2 separate regions of the Homo sapiens genome follow, and region 1 is linked to region 2. The links are chromatin loops, found by intact Hi-C in ENCODE. Cell type or tissue: endothelial cell of umbilical vein. All regions are shown on one strand. Each heading gives the region's core, and the rest is flanking DNA. Links, peaks and the distances in the headings are about the cores only. Region 1 overlaps TTC7B (tetratricopeptide repeat domain 7B). Region 2 overlaps RPS6KA5 (ribosomal protein S6 kinase A5).

Region 1 (5,000 bases), core at 1-5,000, 55 kb before region 2:
ACTGTGAGTCAATTAAACCTCTTTCCTGGCCAGGCACAGTGGCTCATGCCTGTAATCCCAGCACTTTGGGAGGCCAAGGTGGGCGGATCACCTGAGGTCAGGAGTTCGAGACCAGCTTGGCCAACATGGCAAAACCCCGTCTCTACTAAAAATACAAAAATTAGCCAGGCGTGGTGGCAGGTGCCTGTAATCCCAGCTACTCAGGAGGCTGAGGCAGGAAGAATCGCTTGAACCCAAGAGGCGGAGGTTATAGTGAGCTGAGATTGTGCCATTGCACTCCAGCCTTGGCGAAAGAGCAAGACTCTGTCTCAAAAAAAAAAAAAAAGAATCTCTTTCCTTTATAAATTACCCAGTCTCAGGTATTTCTTTTGTTTGTTTGTTTGTTTTTTTCTTTTTTTCTTTTTTTTTTTTGAGATGGAGTTTTGCTCTTGTTGCCCAGGCTGGAGTGCAATGGCACGTCTTCTGCTCACCGCAACCTCCACCTCCTGGGTTCAAGCAATTCTCCTGCCTCAGCCTCCCGAGTAGCTGGGATTACAGGCATGCACCACTATGCCCAGCTAATTTTGTATTTTTAGTAGAGACAGGGTTTCTCCATGTTGGTCAGGCTGGTCTCGAACTCCCAACCTCAGGTGATCCGCCCGCCTCGGCCTCCCAAAGTGCTGGGATTATAGGCGTGAGCCACCGCGCCCGGCCTTGTTTGTTTTCTTCGAAACAGTCTCATTCTATCACCCAGGCTGGAGTGCAGTGGCACCACCTCGGCTCACTACAGCCTCCGCCTCCCAGGTTCAAGCAAGTCTCATGCCTCAGCCTCCTGAGTAGCTGGGATTACAGGCACGCGCCACCATACCTGGCTAGTTTTTGTATTTTTAGTAGAGACAGGGTTTCACCATGTTGGCCAGGCTGGTCTCAAACTCCTGGCCTCAAGTGATCCACCCACCTTGGCCTCCCAAAGTGCTGGGATTACAAGTGTGAGCCACTGCACCTGGCTGGGTATTTCTTTTTTTTTTTTTTTTTTTTTTTTTTGAGACGGAGTCTCGCTCTGTCACCAGGCCGGAGTGCTGGAGTGCAGTGGCGCAATCTCGGCTCACTGCAACCTCCACCTCCCGGGTTCAAGTGATTCTCCTACCTCAGCCTCCCGAGTAGCTGGGACTACAGGCGCCTGCCACCACACCCGGCTAATTTTTTGTATTTTCAGTAGAGATGGCGTTTCACCATGTTGGCCAGGATGGTCTCAATCTCTTCACCTCGTGATCCACCTGTCTCGGCCTCCCAAAGTGCTGGGATTATAGGCATGAGCCACCGCACCCAGCCCTGGCTGGGTATTTCTTTATAGCAGTGTGAGAATGGACTAATACAGAGAGAAAGGGGGAACCGTCAGGGGAGTTTCCTGCTAGGCAGGTAGGTATCGGCTCCTCAGTTCCAAAAGGAGCTGCCTGCTCTGAGCAGGGAAGTTACAATCTCATTTGAAATTGAGCATGGTGGCTGCAAAACAATTTCCGAAATTTTTCAAAAGTCCAGGCGCTAAGTTAATCTCCCAACAAATTATGTTTTCTTTGCTTCCCTCAAAAAAGGTGAATTCCCTGCCACTCACTCTCCCAATCAGGAGGGCAGAGATATTAAAAACATCAAGAGTCAGGCCAAAGAAATCATCCAGAGGCTGCATAGTTCAGTCCTAAATGATAGAGGGGCACTGGGTGGTGTGACCAACACTCCATGAGCACTGCCTGCCCTTGTCAGGGACCTCGTGGGCTCCCAATTCAGAACCCACTAGCAAGAAAAGACATCACCTAACCAGCATTTATTACCTAATAACGTGTCCAGCTGCAAGGTAGAACAGTGTGACAAGAGGGAAAAAAGGCACTCCAGGGCATACGAGAAAATTAATTCCAGATAGATTAAAGAATTAAATATAAAACAAGATCAAAACATTAAAGCTAGACTTTTACTTCCAGCCAAGAAAGAGTAATAGGGACCAAATTTACTCTCCTATCTGAGACTACCACAAAAACAAGACAAAAAAAAAATGTTTTCAAGACATTGGGCATCAGGCAACAAAGAACAGTGACCCGTGAGAGCTGGGTAACAAACAAGGTGAGCCCACTACGGCCTTGAGAGCTTCCAGGTGCAACACAGAAGCGGGGACCTTACACTCGAATTGTGCGCAGGAAAGGCTTAAATCCCCCATGTGCCTATGCACTCACCAGGCAGAGTGTGGCACACAGCTGGTCGTGGAGCAGCCGGACTGCAAAGTGGGGCCAGAAGTGCAGTTTACAGAAAGGAGAGGCCACAGCTAGTGCAATGCAGGGGAAAGAGCTTTGGCCTCTGGCAGCCCTGGGCTTAAATCCCACCTCCCTTGCTCGCTAGCCGTGTGGCACTGGGCAAGACACTTAACCTCTCTGAGCCTTAGTTTTCTCACTTGGGTATCATGAGGATTAGAGATAATATGTAACGCACATAGTCTGAAGTAAGTGGTGAATAAACATTAGCTACTGTTATTACCATCCATTTAGGATTGACTATTTCCCAGAATAGTTATGTTGGATCTTGTGGGGCCAGAAAGCTCTAGGAGACACAAGCTCCGTGTTCAACAGGCCTGCAATGTAGCAGGAGGATATGAATGCTGTGTGAGTCATTAATAGCCCAGCCATGCTGAGCTCATACGAAGTGCCATGCAGTATGGTGAGCAGTTTACCCGATCCTGATAGTCCTGGAAACAATACTAGGATGCTATTATCATCTCCATCTCACAAACAGGGAACCAGGCAGGAGAGGGGAGCAGCATCCCTAAGGCCACAGAGCTGGTTCATCCTGGAGCTGCGTTTGAACGCAGGCAGTCTCCCTACACTCTCTCCGGCACGCCATGCACAAACTATACCATCAGCCTCCAGAAGGGGCCCAGCTTCCCTCCCAACCAGCTGGGTGACCCCGGCCCACTTAACCCCTCTGGGGCAGAGGCTGGATGGATGGTTTTGAAGTCCCTCTCCTTCACTTGCTAGGATTCTCAGGGGACAGGGGTAAAGAGGGACTCAAGGGTACCCAGGGCTGGCTTCGCTTTTCTCTTGGGCATTATTTGGGGGTTAAGTGAGGCTGCAGTAACTAGCTCCCCAATGGCTTATATAGGGATAAAGCCTGAAGCCAAAGAGAGACCACTAGTGAGACCCTCACCAAGGAGATATGGGGAATGAGCCACCCTGCAGGGGGGTCCGTGCCCTGGCTCAGCACAACAGAGCCAGTCCCCTGAGCCCTGTGGCTGGCACAGTTCAATGCCCACAGGCACTTGGCCTCCTTGATCCCCCCCACCCGGGGAAGGTGGGGCTGTGGCCTTTGCCTCTGGAAGGGACTGCCCTTCCTCCTAGTTCCTCCTTTGCTGGATAAGCAGCTGACATGCAGAGATGTGATCAGATGAGGAAGAAAAAAAGACTCTTCTCTATTCCTGGGAGTACTTGACACCAACACAAAAAATTCTCAACAACTCAGTTTCTATGTCAATAGAGAAGTATTTAGATCTATTCAAACCATTCCTGCTGCAGCTGGCATCCAGGAGGAAGAAACACACCGCTATTCAGGGAGGAGTTGGCTCCTCAGTGTCCCCTTTGTTGCCCCAAAACACAGCCAGGTTCTCCATTTCTTTTTCTTTTTTTCTTTTTTTTTTTGAGACAGTCTCGCTCTGTCACCCAGGCTGGAGTGCAGTGGCACAATCTCAGCCCGTTGCAACCTGACTCCCAGGCTCAAGCAATTCTCCTGCCTCAGCCTCCCGAGTAGCTGGGATTACAGGCGCGCACCACCACACCAGGCTAATTTTTGTATTTTAGTAGAGACAATGTTTTCCCATGTTGGCCAAGCTGGTCTGGAACTCCTGGTGTCAAGTGATCTGCCCGCCTTGGCCTCCCAAAGTGCTGGGATTACAGGCACAAGCCAACTTGCCTGACCCAGGTTCTCCATTTCTTAAGGCTCAGAAGGCCAGGTGCAGTGGCTCACACCTGTAATCCCAGCACTTTGGGGGGCCAAGGTGGGTGGATCATGAGGTCAGGAGTTCAAGACCAGCCTGGCCAATATGGTAAAACCCCATCTCTACTAAAAAAAAATACAAAAATTATCTGGGTATGGTGGCACACACCTGTTAATCCCAGCTACTCGGGAGGCTAAGGCAGGAGAATCACTTGAACCTGGGAGGCAGAGGTTACAGTGAGCCGAGATGTCTCCACTGTACTCCAGCCTGGGCAACAGAGTGAGACTTAGTCTAAAGAAAAAAAAAGCCTCAGAATGACCAGAGTGAACTCCAGCTCCTCGTTTACTGGGCTTCCTGTAATCCCGGGTAACCCAGCATTTGCAGTATTTGTGATCCCCCTGCCTCCAGAGTGCTAACAGGAAAACAGACACTGCTGTGTCATGCTGGTGGGGGTATAAATTAGCATGAGTGTCTCCAGGGGGCAATGTAGCAATTTCTACAAAGCAACTGACATACTCCCATACCAGCTGACCCAGAAATTCCAGTTTTAAGTGGTTATCCCACAGATATATGCAATCTTCAGCACAAAGATGTACAGATAGGGATGTTTACTACATACAGCCCTACTGGTCATAGCAAAAGATACGAGACAACCTATAAGGTCCTTGACAGGATACCTGTTAACTGAGTTATGGTGCACCCCATGCAGCAGGACCGTGCACCCATAAACACATGGAGCAGATCTCCATACGACTCTGTGGTGGCCTGGCTGTACGAAAGGCCATGTCTTCACGTTTCCTGAATCCCATGCTCTGTGGCCTCTTGCACTGTCCCTGGGCTTGACCCCAGGGCTTGCTCTGACTGATGGAACAGTGGAAATGTTAATGCACGCAGAGGCTTAGAAAAGGGCTTACGCACTTTTTCCCTCTTGCTTCTCTGTGACCGCCACGAGAACGTGCCTAGGCCAGCCCATACCTAGCCCAGGCCAACCTGCTGAACGATAAAAGGCCACGTGGCGCAGAGCTGAGCTGTCTAGGCAAGACTCCATAAG
Region 2 (13,994 bases), core at 8,995-13,994:
AAGGGCCACCCAGGCCCTGCCCCTTCCAAGTCTGGGCTTTGTGCCTTCGGTCATTTGCCTCTCCCACTTCCTGTTGTCCATTCCCTTTTTGCTTAAGTTACTCAGTTAACTTTTTGCTTAAGTTACTTAAGTTAGTTTTTGTTGCTTTTGAACAAAGAACCTGAGGGAGACATCTGGTAAATGATTTTTATAACAATTGGAGTTGGAAAAGATTTGGGAGACTAAGAGAACTGTCCAGAGCCCAGACCCAGGCGGAGAAATGCTGGCCCTGGGGCGGAGAGCACAGAGAACAGAAGCAGTACTGCTCCCACTGTGCAGAGCACAGAAACCTATCTTTGTTTTCTTGGTTGGATGAACAGAGATCTTAATATCTCCTTTTTTTTTTTCTTTCCAGGGTCTTGCTTTGTTACTTAGGCTGGAGTGCAGTGGTGTGATCATGGCTCACTGCAGCCTCAACCTCCTGGGCTCAAGTTATCCTCCCACTTTAGCCTCCCAAGAAGCTGAGCCTGTAAGTGTGTGCCACCACACCTGGCTAATTTTTGTGTTTTTTGTAGAGACGGAGTTTGGCCATGTTGCTCAGGCTTTAATATCTCTTTGAAATGGTTTGGATGTTTGTCCCCTCCAAACCTCACGTTGAAATGTGACCCCCAGTGTGGGAGGTGGGGGCCTAGAGGGAGATGTGTAGCTCATGGGGAGGATCCCTCATGAATGGCTTGGTGCCACCCCTTGGTGATGAGCGAGTCTCACTCTGTTAGTTCATGTGACAGCTGGTTGTTTAAAAGAGCCTGGCACCTCCTCTCCCTCTTTCTCCTCTGCCCCCCTCTCCATGTGACACACCTACTCCCCCTTCATCTTCTGCTGCGATTTTTTTTTTTTTTTTTTGAGACAGAGTCTCACTCTGTCGCCCAGGCTGAAGAGCAATGGTGTGATCTCGGCTCACTGCAACCTCCACCTCCCGGGTTCAAGTGATTCTCGTGCCTCAGCCTCCCGAGTAGCTGGGATTACAGGCACCCACCACCATGCCAGGAGAATTTTTGTAATTTTATTACAGTTGGAGTTTCACCATATTGCCCAGGCTGGTCTCAAACTCCTGACCTCAGGTTATCCACCCACCTTGGCCTCCCAAAGTGCTGGTATTACAGGCATGAGCCACAGTGCCCAGCCTCTGCTGTGATTATAAGCTTCCTGAGATCCTCATCAGAAGCTGAGCATACTTCATGTATAGCTTGCACAACTGTGAGCCAAATAAACCTCTTTTCTATATAAATTACCCAGCTTCAGTATTCCTTTATAGAAACACAAAATGGACTAACATACCCTTCCTTGCTCTTCACTGATGTTTAATAACTCACTGCTCAGGGTAGGCCTGTGGACAAATTCAGTTTCACAGGTCACTCATTCTGCCAGGCCCACGTGCCCCAAAGGCCTGATGGATGGCAGGAGTGAGCACACACAGCCCCTCAAACTGAACTTTGTACAACCTGCCCTCTCACCCCGCAGATCATCTGGATTAAATTTTCTTTTTTCTTTTTTTGAGACAGAGTCTTGCTCTGTTGCTCAGGCTGGAGTGCAGTGGCTCGATCTCGGCTCACTGCAAACTCTGCCTCCTGGGTTCAAGCAATTCTCTGCCTCAGCCTCCTGAGTAGCTGGGATTACAAGCACCCGCCACCACACCTGGCTAATTTTTTTTGTATTTTTAGTAGAGACTGGGTTTCACCATCTTGGCCAGTCTGGTCTTGAACTCCTGACCTGGTGATCCACCTGCCTCGGCCTCCCAAAGTACTGGGATTACAGGCATGAGCCACCGTGCCCGGCCATCTGGGTTAAAATTTTAATCCTTGGGCAGCCTCCTCTCACCCTTCAGTGTGCTTAGAGTGCACTGTCTCCCTTATGAGTTGTTTAGGGAATGTTTCTAGCCTGAGTGGAATCACGGCAGGCGAATCTGCGGTGTGAGGCTCTGACTGTGGCTCTGCTCCTCTCCTCCAGGTTATGCAACCAAGGATGGGCTGCTATTTGCTGGTGGGACTAGGCTTGTACTTAGGTTGCACTTTTTTTGAGAGACAGGGTCTCGCTCTGTCACCCAGGCTGGAGTGCTGTGGCGCGAACTTGGCTCACTGCAACCTCTGCCTCCCAGGTTCAAGCGATTCCCCTGCCTCAGCCTCCCGAGGATCTGGGATTATAGCTGCGTGCCACCGTGCCAGGCTGATTTTTGTATTTTTAGTAGAGACGGGGTTTCACCATGTTGGCCAGGCTGGTCTCAAACTCCTGAGCTCAAGTGGTCCACCCGCCTTGGCCTCCCAAAGTGCTGGGATTACAGGCATGAGCCACCACACCCAGCCTATGCTGTCCTTTAAAAAATCATTATGAAATATTTCATACATGCAAAGGGCATAAGGATACTATCATGAACACCTGCATGCTACCACTATGCTGAACAAATCAAGCATTAGAAATGCAGTTGGTGGGCCGGGCACGGGGGCTCACGCCTGTAATCCCAGCACTTTGGGAGGCTGAGATGGGCGGATCACAAGGTCAGGAGTTCGAGACCAGCGTGGCCAACATGGTGAAACCCCATCTCTACTAAAAATAGAAAAATTAGCTGGGCATGGTGGCACACATGTGTAATCCCACCTGCTTGGGAGGCTGAGGCAGGAGAATCGCTTGAAACCAGGAGGCGGAGGTTGCAGTGAGCTGAGATGGCACCACTGCACTCCAGCCTGGGCAACAGAGTGAGACTGCGTCTCAAAAAAAAAAAGAAAAGAAAAGAAATGCAGTTGGCGCTCCTGTGTGAATCCCTGTTTAAAGAGCCTCACACTGTTAACTGGAGCTTTGCAGAACTTGCTCATATGCTTAGGGTCAACAGCAATTCAAGGTGGGCCAAGATTATACATGGCTTCCATGTCTGATCAGATAAGACACCGGAGAGTTGCTAGGTTTTTCAAATTGCTAGCAATTACTATCCCTATCACCATGCTTTTTTTAAATTTAATTTAATTTAATTTTTTTTTTTGAGACAGAGTCTCGCTCTGTTGCCCAGGCTGGAGAGCAGTGGCGTGGTCTTGGCTCACTGCAAACTCCACCTCCTGGCTTCACGCCATTCTCCTGCCTCAGCCTCCCGAGTAGCTGGGACTACAGGTGCCCGCCACCACACCCGGCTAATTTTTTTGTATTTTTAGTAGAGACGGGGTTTCACCATGTTAGCCAGGATAGTCTTGATCTCCTGACCTCGTGATCCACCCATCTCGGCCTCCCAAAGTGCTGGGATTACAGGCGTGAGCCACCGCACCCAGCATCACCATGCTTTTCTGCATCCAAAATAGGTCACCTGCAGCAACGTGGGAAGCCTTGTACATTGAGCTGAGGATTTTTTCAGTCTACTGCACCTCCTTCTCGTCCTAATAATAACCACACTGTAGAGGTGGGGGGAGCTCTTGAGGCCCAAATTGTGAAGTACTGCCCAGGCCTGCGCCTTCCCCTCTGCCCACATCTCATGCAGGGCCACCATGCCTGACGTCTGCAGCACATGCTGACGCTTCCTGTTCTAGGCTGCCTTTCAAAGCTTTGTTGCGTACAACTGGCTTTACACCCTCCCACAGTCTTGGCAGCCTATTAATAACTACTATGCTTTTGGAGCATCCCAACTCTATAGACACTTTCTTTAGACTCTACAGTATAAAGAATTACCCCAGAGAATGTTCCAGTCTTCTGCAGCCTTAGGAACTGTTACAGAGAAAAACTGACTGAAGGATAACATTACCCCTGTTTTACAGATAAGGACACTGAGGACCAGAGAGGTCTGATGCTCTAATGATTGGCACTCAGGCAGCACTGAGAGGTGGGAGCAGACCTGCTGAGCAGGTGGGACTTTGAGGCAGAGGCTTCCCCTGGGTCTTCCTTCCACCACAGGCTGCTTCTGGCTTCTGGCCAGGCTGGTCTATCTACTATTTTGGTTGTTTTTTAGCCACTTGTACTTGAACCAATGGAGGGACCCAGGGTGACCTTAATCTGTTTCCTGTGAGTTTTTCTAATTTTAATTTTTTTTTTTTTGAGACGGAGTCTTGATCTATTACGTAGGCTGGAGTGCAGTGGCATGATCTCAGCTCACTGCAACCTCCGCCTCCCAGGTTGAAGCAAGTCTCCTGCCTCAGCCTCCTGAGTAGGTGGGATTACAGGTGTCCACCACCACACCCGGCTAATTTTTGTATTTTTAATAGAGACGGGGTTTCACTATGTTGGCCAGGCTGGTCTCAAATTCCTGACCTCAGGCGATCCGCTCGCCTTGGCCTCCTAAAGTGCTGGGGTTACAGGTGTGAGCCACCGCGCCTGACCTTAATTTTTTTTTTTTGAGACAGGGTCTCACTTTGTCGCCCAGGCTGGAGTGCAGTCACGTGTTCTCAGCTCACTGCAACCTCCACCTCCCGGGTTCAAGCGAATCTCCTGCCTCAGCCTCCTGAGCAGCTGGGATTACAGGTACCCGCCACAACACCTGGCTAATTTTTGTATTTTTAGTAGAGACGGGGTTTCACCATATTGGTCAGGCTGGTTTCGAGCTCCTGACCTCAAGTGATCTGCCCATCTTGGCCTCCCAAAGTGCTGGGATTACAGGCATGAGCCACTGCACCTGGTCTAATTTTTGATTTTTTTTTTAAGAGATGGGGTCTCTCTCTGTCACCTGGGCTGGAGTGCAGTGGTGTGATCATAGCTCACTGCAGTCTCAACCTCCTGGATTCAACAGATCCTCCACATTCAGCCTCCCGAGTAGCTGGGATTACAGGTGTGTGCCACCACACCCAGCCACTTGTGAGCTCTTGATGCACTCATCAGCACCAGTTAGAGCCTCAAACAGCCACAAAGACACAAACTGGGAAGGACTGACTGGTGGTTTGGCTCAGCTGTACCATCTGGAATGATAATACAAGTCGGATAGAATCAACACTGATATTTACTAAAACACCCAGGGGTGCTTTATATACATTATTTTTACAAAAATGAGATTCTTGACTCAATCTGAGTATGTGGCTCACCATCCTTTGCCACATCCTGCAGAGAAAGTCCACATGCAGATGGGGTAGCAGCCAGCCAGAGCTATCCCTGTGGTGATCAGTGGTCCAAGGCTAGCCCCTCCCCCCACACCTCTACACGGTAGCTTAGTCCACTGCATTTGATGGCCTCTGGTTTTACCCTGGGGATTACTTCTTCTCTGTCTTATAAATAGCCAAACATTTGCCCTGGTTAGCTGGTAATCCGTGGGGCTGACTCTGAGATGTCAGCATTACACCCACCTGAGTTTAAGCTCAGCACAGGACACAACACAGCATAGGTGACCAAAGTTAAAGAAACACAAAATGGGCCAGACGAAGTGGCTCACCTGTATTCCCAGCAATTTGGGAGGCTGAGGCAGAAGGATCACTTGAGCCCAGGAGTTTGAGATCAGCCTAGAAAACATGGTGAGACCTTGTCGCTACAAAAAAATAAAAAATAAAAAAAATTAGCCAGGTGTGGTGGCACACGCCTATGGTCCCAGTTACTCAGGAAGCTAAGGCAAGAGATCGCTTGAGCCCAGGAGTTCAAGGCTGCGGTGAGCCATGATTGTGCCACTGTACTCCAGCTTGGGTGACAAAATGAGACCCATGATCTCGGCTCATGGCAACCTCCGACTCCTGGGTTCAAGTGATTCTCCTGTCTCAGCCTCCCGAGTAGCTGGGATTACAGGTGTGCACCACCACGCCCAGCTAATTTTTGTATTTTTAGTAGAGAAGGGGTTTCACCTTGTTGGCCAGGCTGGTCTCGAACTCCTGAGCTCAAGTTATCCACCCGCCTCAGCCTTCCAAAGTGCCAGGATTACAGGTGTGAGCCACCACACCCGGCCTACTGTGTCATTTTATGTCAGGGACTTGAGCATCCTCGGATTTTGGTGTCCTCAGATCTTGGTGTGCTGGAGCCCATGGATCCTGAGAGACAACTGTATTTTCATCACCTCCAGAAGAAACCCTGTGTCCTTTAGCTATCCTCCCATAGTCTCCCAAACTTCCCAGTCCTAGACAACCATGAATCTAGTTTCTGTCTTGGCCTGGGAACAACGGCATGTTTCCCTGAGTGACGCCTCAGCTTTAGGACTGAGTGCTTGGTGCAAGGGTCCACAGTAGCCTCTGGTCTCCCTGGTTTGCCTCTCCCAGCACGGAAACTCTGCCTCAGGAGCCAGGACAGGCCATCAGGGTGCCAGTATTCACATCCCAGGATGGGGCCCGGGTAGGGCCTCCATCCCACGAGGGGGCAGGAGGATGAAGGGAGCCCCCAACTCTCGCCTGTCCCTGCCCAGAACTTAGCCTCAGCAACAGGAACTGGGGGCAGGAGGAGAAATGCTGGCATGCTGCTTCTCTTGGGAAGGCAGCCCTCCCACTGGGTGCTGGGGAAGACAGAGCCCTGCGCCCTTGGCTGCTCCGTTCTGGAGTGGAGTTTCTGTCTTGCTGCGCTGGAGGTCAGAAGTCCAAAAATCAGTCTCATTGGTCAAAGTCAAGGCGTCAGCAGGGCTGGCTCTTCTTGGAAGGGCTTGGGGAGAATCCATTTCCTTGTCCTTTCCAGCTTCCACAGACCAGCTATGTCCTAGATTCATGGCTCCTTCCTGCACCCTCATGGCCAGTGGTGTGGCATCTCCTCTCCTCTCTGAGCTCCCGCTTCCCTCTTAGAAAGACCTTTGTGATGACATTGGGCCCATCCAGATTGGCCAGGGTCATCTCCCCAACTCCAGATCCTTACCTTAATCCCATCTGCAAGGTTCCTTTCGCCACGTAAGCTAACATAGCCACAGGTTCTGGGGATTAGGACATGGATGTCTTTGAGGGGGACCATTATTCTGGTGGAAAGTAGGAGAGAAACAAAGTGGTAGCCTCCAGCTGAGAGGCAGATGAGTCTAATTCCCATCTTGGCTCATCCGCGGACCCAGCCAGGAGCAGCACAGGATGTTTCCTGTCCTGTGGGACTGCCTCTCCCCAAAACCCCCTCACCACCCTGTTGGAGTTCCACCTTCACCCATGCTGTCAGCAGAGACTCTTGCTTTGGGTCTCCCCGAGCCTGGATAACAATAACTCCTATTTATGAACACCTACTGTGTGCCAGATATGGTTGGGCTAGAAGGTTTCCAACACTGTCTTGAAGCCACGTAAGTACTCTTCAAGAAGACAGTATTGTTCTCATTTTAGAGAAGAAGAATCCAAGGGTTAGGAGTGTGACTCGCCTACCTCATGTGGTCAGAAAAAATGGATGAGTAAGGATCTGTGGTGGTTTAAAAACATGTCCACAGATTTTTTGGTGCTCCACCCTTCCACAGACCAAGCCTCATTCTCCTGCTCCCAAGGGTGGTTGTAACTGGTCGTTGGCTTCTAGAGAATGTAGAGATGAGTGCAGAATCTGGCAGAGATGACGGCCTGTGGCATCTGAGAGTAAGACATCAAAGGAACTGTAGCTCCCTCCTTGTCTTCTCTCTCAGATCATCAGCCTGGGGGAGCCGAGTGCCCTATTGCAAGGGCACTCACACAGCCCTGTGGAGAAGCCCACCTTGCAAGCTTCCTGCCATGTGAGCCAAGTTGGAAGCGGATCTGCCAGCCCCAGTCAAGCCTTCCAGTGATGGCAACCTTGGCCAACATCCTCACCTTGACTGCAACCCATGAGAGCCTCTGAGCCAGAACCATCCAGCTAGGCTGCTTCCGAATTCATGACCTACCAGAACTGTGAAATACTGAATGGTTATGGTTTTAAGCCACTATTTTGGGGGTTATCTGTTGTGCAGCAATAGATAGGTAATATAGCATCTGAGTCTGTGCTTATTCTGCCAACAGATGCCACCTCCAAAACGATCAAGTTAGGTCATGATGTCTTTGGAAGGCTGGGAGAAGCTGACGTGGAGGGATAGAAGGTGGGAGAGTTTCTGAGGATAAAGAGTGAAGGACAAGTGGCTCAGGGAGTGGGGGCAGGAGGGTGGGCTGAGGAATGACTGGGCCCCAGAAGACTGGGTGGGTGGCAGCCAAGGGGACTGAGGAATCAGCTACCAAGAACCGTGGGAATGGAGACCTAGGCGTGCCCTCCCTCAATCATCTGCTCCGGGGCTCATTTTCTGGAACCCTCGAAGGATGGGGGCTTGATGAAGGGAGGCATGAATGGGTCCTAGGGGAAAAGACCTTTCAGAACACTAAATGGGCGAGTGGCTTCCTTCTCCTTTTAAGCCGTCCTTCAGGGCAGTTCAGAAAACGCTGCATTCAGTTATCCACACACGGTTTTCATTCAAGCATAAGTTAATGTGAGTCTTCTAAGATGTAAATTCACTGATACAGATTGTTGTGCTTCTTTAACACTCTCACTTATTTCCAAGATCCAACATACCTACCCCCACGCCCCGAAAAGCAAACAAACAAACAAACAAACAAACCACAAGTCCAAGTCAGATATCAGGCATTTGTACATTGACAGGTTTATTCTTAAAGCTTGAACAAATACATCTTTACACACACACAAGTTGGTAAAAAGTAAGCCCTTACTGCTTTGTTAAAAATAAAACCCATACATAAAGCTTTCCGGTCAAATTCCCGAAACATGAAAACATCACATTTCTACAATACATCTGCTTTTTTGATTCATGTGTGTTTTCAACACAGCTCAACAACTCATTCCGATCTACCCAAACAAAGAGAAAACTAACTTCCAGACCATGAAGGAAAAAAAAATACATGCCTCTTATAACTGTTAAAGACAAGTAGCTATAGAATTCTGAAAATTCTCAATAAATAGTTACTAGTATAAAAATGCTTAACTCCATATAGCTCACCTTTAATCAAAGGCAGTACCAGTTATCGCTATAATAAAGCACTCAAAGAACATCGAAATAACTTCATATCTATAGCAACGAAGGGAACATGGAACATTAGCCCTCCTAAACAATTCCAGAAGAGGGAAGTTCATTATGAATTAATACTTGGAAGATTCTAGCCCAGCTAGAATAGATTTTAAAAAACTACAATAAAGTATATAAATATGAAATTCAGAAAAGCAGATAAAGAAAAGCTGTCACTTAATAACACAGGTGGCAGCAACCAAAAATATCATTCCCTCTGGGGGGAATTAATGCTAGATTAATGTGAATAAAATAAAGGAAAATGACATAAAATGAAGATACAAAATAAAATTGATCCTTGATGTGAGAATAACTGTATTCCTTGCATGTTCAGAATGTCCTTATGTTCTTCTAGAGAGACTTAGAAAAAAAAAGCCATGCAAATAAAAATCTCATTACATGCCAGCTGAGTGACTTGCAAAGGTTTGCCCCAGAAGGGCTTTTTAAAGAGGCTAAAGACATTCTAATTGCCATCCAAATTGATGTTTACACCAAAATAAGAAGAAATCATCTACTCCCAAAGCAAATCCTATCTATGGACTTCATAGAATCCCTTATACTTTGTAACATTTTCTGCTTCCTTCTTAAAAACCTAGGGGGAAGGTGAGCTCCTGGGACATAAATACGCAGGGAAAGAACCTCATTAAGCCAGGCAGAGGATGGCAAAGATCAACAAAAGAAAAGAGTCCACCGCACTCCAGCCTGGGCAACAGAGCAAGGCCGCATCTCTAAAAAGTAATAATAAATAAAAGGAAAAAGATGCAAGCAAATTTCTGCAAATAGAAGCGTTCACCCCACAGATGAGAAAAGGGGACTCAGTCGTAACCAGGAGAGCCCGCGCAGGCACCTTGGTGGTCTGAATCTAATAGATGCCACTCTCAAATTCTGAGGAGGATGAATTAGCTACTGCTTATCAGGCAACTAACAGAGCCGGCAACAGAAAGGTTACAAGGCCACCTTCGCAACCAGCCCTTTGAAACTGGAAACAAAGTTTTGGCCAGAGATGAACACGCACCCATATGTCTGAAGACAAAAGTTTTTTAAGAGGGCACGGACTCCGGATCTTTTATCTTATGAATAGATCCACTTTGGTTGGTAATTCTTCTGCCTGACAGGCTGCCTTGGGCTACTACACAGCTGATATGAGTGGACAGCAAAGAGCTGTGTAAACCTGTCTAAAACAGTGCACTTGGTGGCTACATACGGCTAATCGCTGCTAGTGTTTAGAGTCTGTGGCTGACTCATCTCAGTACGGTGACCTGGACTGCAGCAAGATCGGGCACAGCTTCCCTTAGGTGGGAGAAAGAAGGAATACCATGGAGGTGTGTGTGGATGTGTACGCACACAGGAGAGAGTCGGGGCTGGTGGGGAGGCAGAGAGAGAGAAAGGAAAGGCCAAAAGGAAAGTTAAAGGGATTTACTTTATTGATGCTAATGTAGGGGTCAGCTAACAGTAACAAGCTACTACTATTATTTCCCAAAGATGGAACAAAGGGTGACGTTACCCGTTGATGCTAGATGATGTCCTCAAACCTGACGTAGTAAAGGAAAATCAACACATTGTCTCACAGCTTTCTTACCTGGCAGCTGGCACCACATTAGAATCTCCATGGCCGTGCATGGTGGCTCATGCCTGTAATCCCATCACTTTGGGAGGCCCAGGTGGCAGGATCGCTTGAGCCCAGCCTGGGCAACACTGTGAGACCCCACCTATATTTAAAACAAAGGAATCCCCAGTCTCTTTGAAGTATGTGCCTTAGAAGGAAAGTTTCAGGACACTCTGGCACTTTTTTTCTAGTCTGGGAAGGGATCTGTGGGCTTTCTACAAGGGAGCAAACAACCTCAATTCTTTCCTCTGGGATCCCGTCAGCTTCTCCTTCCCCAGAGGTCCTGACATTGCTTACCAGCCATTGACCTGAAATGAACTGCTTCAACGTGTTCTGAAGGACCTTTAAATAAGAGATGGTAATAAATCCAGCTGCTACAGAATGACAAGAAGAACAGTCATGATTGTAGTCAATTTTAAAAATAGACATCCTTTCCCTTCTTGCTCCCTCCCATAAATACTAAATGGAAGAAGACACAAATAGAAAGAGAAGAAAGTATTTTTAATCTATTAAGAAAATGAAGAAAACAACCTAATCAATGTGGGAAACCATACAAAAAAAAAAAAAAAAAACAGAAAATATTACATAACCAGGCCTTTTAAATAAGGATGGAATTCAATAAAAAACTTAAAATGCTTACATCTTCTGAAATAACCCATGATTAGCTCCAAGTTTTAGAAAGTTCTTGAACAAAAGGTACACATCAAAGTAGTGAGGTAGCAGCCCCCACTTTCCCAAAAAGTTTTCAGGAAAAGGCTGCACAAGCACCTGTTGGTGAGGTCACCAGGAAGGAATCTGCTTCCGGCAGGAAATTGCACTGGGTGAGCTCTAAGGCTCCTAAACTCTAAGATTCTCGTATGTGCTGAAAACACTGCTATGACGACAGTTTGATCTGATCATCTATGCATTCCTCTGAAATAAATGAAGTCAATTCAAATAAGACATTCTACAAATTAGCCAAGCACAATGATATATTTTAAACCCACACTCAGACCGACAGTGTACACCATAAATTTGTACTAGAACAATACCCATAAATATAAAAAATCTACTTAATTTTATACTTTGTTAGTTCCTACTTCAAAATGCTAGTCAATATTCACTACAGAGAAGTGGGTAAAGATACTTTTATTTTATTTTTTTTTTGAGACAGAGTCTCACTCTGCCCCCCAGGCTGGAGTGCAGTGGCGTGATCTCGGCTCACTGCAAGCTCCGCCTCCCGGGTTCATGCCATTCTCCTGCCTCAGCCTCGTGAGTAGCTGGGACTACAGGCGCTCATCACCATGCCTGGCTAATTTTTTTGTACTTTTAGTAGAGACGGGGTTTCACCGTGTTAGCCAGGATGGTCTTGATCTCCTGACCTCGTGATCCACCCTCCTCAGCCTCCCAAAGTGCTGGGATTACAGGAGTGAGCCACCGCACCTGGCCTGGTAAAGATACTTTTAAAATTAAATTGCTATATAACAGAAAGTCTTCATTATTAAATATCATTCTACCCATCTTTGGAATCAGTGTACCTTATGGATTTTTTTAATCCTCTTTAATCGATCCCTCAGTATGCTGGTGAGACAGGGAGGCACAGGTTAACCCCATTTTACAGATGAAGAAATGGAGGCAAAGGGAGGCTGAGTGATTTGCTCAGGGTCACCAAGTCTGCAGCTAAGCTGGAAATAAAGTACCAAACTGCCTTTTCCACAAAATCCTCAGTAATACTCAGAGAGAGTGTCATATCTAGTACATTTTACTCTTCACTTAAAACCAAGGGTTCAGGGAAAAAGGAAGGAATTAAGTGAGCTCTTTGGGTAACCTTGTTTTCTTCTAGAGGATGAAGGTATTTCTCTTTAGATACTGGTAGATATCATTAGTAAAAACTGAATGGTTTTTACTAATAAAGCTGGGCACAGGCCAAGGCAGACATGAATGACAGGCTTTATCTTTCATGGCTCAGTTCTCACAAGAGGCTCACTGTACAAGGTCCAACTTTGCATCTAACTTCAACACACAGCCTTCCCAATCATCTCACAGCGTTTATTTGAACAAAAAAGACAGAATTTAATATATTCGTTGATCTAAAGAAATAAACAGTATTATTCAGTAATAGTCCTAGTATATAAAAACGTGGCATTCATCTACAGCAAAGACAAATTATCGGTATCTTTTCTTTAAAAAATCACTTTTTTTTTTTTTTTTTTTTTTTTAAGACGGAGTCTCGCTCTGTCGCCCAGGCTGGAGTGCAGTGGTGTGGTGCGATCTTGGCTCACTGCAAGTTCTGCTTCCCGGGTTCACGCCATTCTCCTGCCTCAGCCTCCCAAGTACCTGGGACTACAGGTGCCCACCACCATGCCTGGCTAATTTTTTGTATTTTTATTAGAGACGGGGTTTCACCATGTTAGCCAGGATGGTCTCGACCTCGTGATCTGCCCGCCTCGGCCTCCCAACACTTTTGTTTAAAAAATGGAAATTTCTTCTAAAATGGTTTTTCAAAGCTATGGCTCATAAGGAAATAACTAATTGTCAATGTCTAAATACCTTAAAAAGAAGCATATATGTAAGTATTAGTCCAATCATGTGAAACCCAATAAAACAAGATTTGATTTGAAAACATTTTCAATGAAAAGTGCAAAGGTTAAGGGAAAAACAGCATCTGATATGTGCACCCTATTGTAAAGAATTGGTATTTAATGCTGCAATGGAGTACTAACCACTAATTTCCAGTTTGCCACATGAAAGGCATACTTCCAACTTTTATTTTATCCACATTAAAAGTATTTGTCTTTAAACAAAAATAAATTCCAGTTAGCCTTTGCTGGGAGAAACTTTTTTTTTTTTTTTTTTTTTGAGACAGAGTCTTGCTCTGTCGCCCAGGCTGGAGTGCAGTGGCGCGATCTCGGCTCACTACAAGCTCCGCCTCCCGGGTTCATGCCATTCTCCTGTCTCAGCCTCCCCAGTAGCTGGGACTACAGGCGCCTGCCACCACGCCCGGCTAATTTTTGTTGTATTTTTAGTAGAGACAGGGTTTCACCATGTTAGCCAGGATGGTCTCAATCTCCTGACCTTGTGATCCGCCCGCCTCGGCCTCCCAAAGTGCTGGGATTACAGGCATGAACCACCGTGCCCGGCCTGGGAGAAACATTTTTAAGTGTGCAAAGCAGTCACAATGAAAAAAGCCCCGGATGTTAGCAAAAAGAGTGAATGTGTTTGCCGTTCTATAAATAAAATGAGTTCACTATAAAAAAAATTGTTATGATGCTTTACTTAATTTGCCCATTTCTCAACATAGGCTTTGAAAAATTCCTCTAAATGAAACAACTTTATAAGGGATGAAGATGTCATAATGATATTTTCCACTGTAGAAACTTCTTAGGTTATCACTCAAAAAACAAAACAAAAGCCAAAACCTAGCAGAAACAAATGACTAATCAAACTAAAATTTCAAAGAGTAGATTCATCAAACTAAGATCTCCCATTAAGACATCAACAATGAAGTGGCTAATAAAAAAGTAA

Evidence for each region. A loop is a pair of places that touch in the nucleus more often than their neighbours do. Peaks named below come from ENCODE experiments on the same cell type or tissue, not always from the same donor. Only the 100,000 strongest peaks of a DNase experiment are listed, where the experiment ranks them.
Region 1: a loop joins it to region 2, with 4 times the contacts of the local background. A loop is called at or near these places in 3 of 110 quality-filtered maps.

Annotation. Positions count from the first base shown.
Region 1 is chr14:90,793,215-90,798,214 of GRCh38, forward strand. All of the region lies in intron 1 of TTC7B (tetratricopeptide repeat domain 7B), which reads right to left. Among named protein-coding and RNA genes, the nearest start is that of TTC7B, 21 kb to the right of the region's middle. RefSeq lists a silencer at 578-740. In endothelial cell of umbilical vein, for the core only: no CTCF peak of the experiment used is centred there; DNase peaks (open chromatin) are centred at 2,637 and 4,397; H3K27ac peaks cover 2,884 bases.
Region 2 is chr14:90,839,420-90,853,413 of GRCh38, forward strand. RPS6KA5 (ribosomal protein S6 kinase A5) reads right to left here. Exons shown (of 17, transcript NM_004755.4): 17 at 8,442-13,994. Among named protein-coding and RNA genes, the nearest start is that of LINC02321, 18 kb to the left of the region's middle. RefSeq lists enhancers at 6,144-6,645, 6,646-7,145, 10,063-10,829. In endothelial cell of umbilical vein, for the core only: no CTCF peak of the experiment used is centred there; a DNase peak (open chromatin) is centred at 11,302; H3K27ac peaks cover 2,028 bases.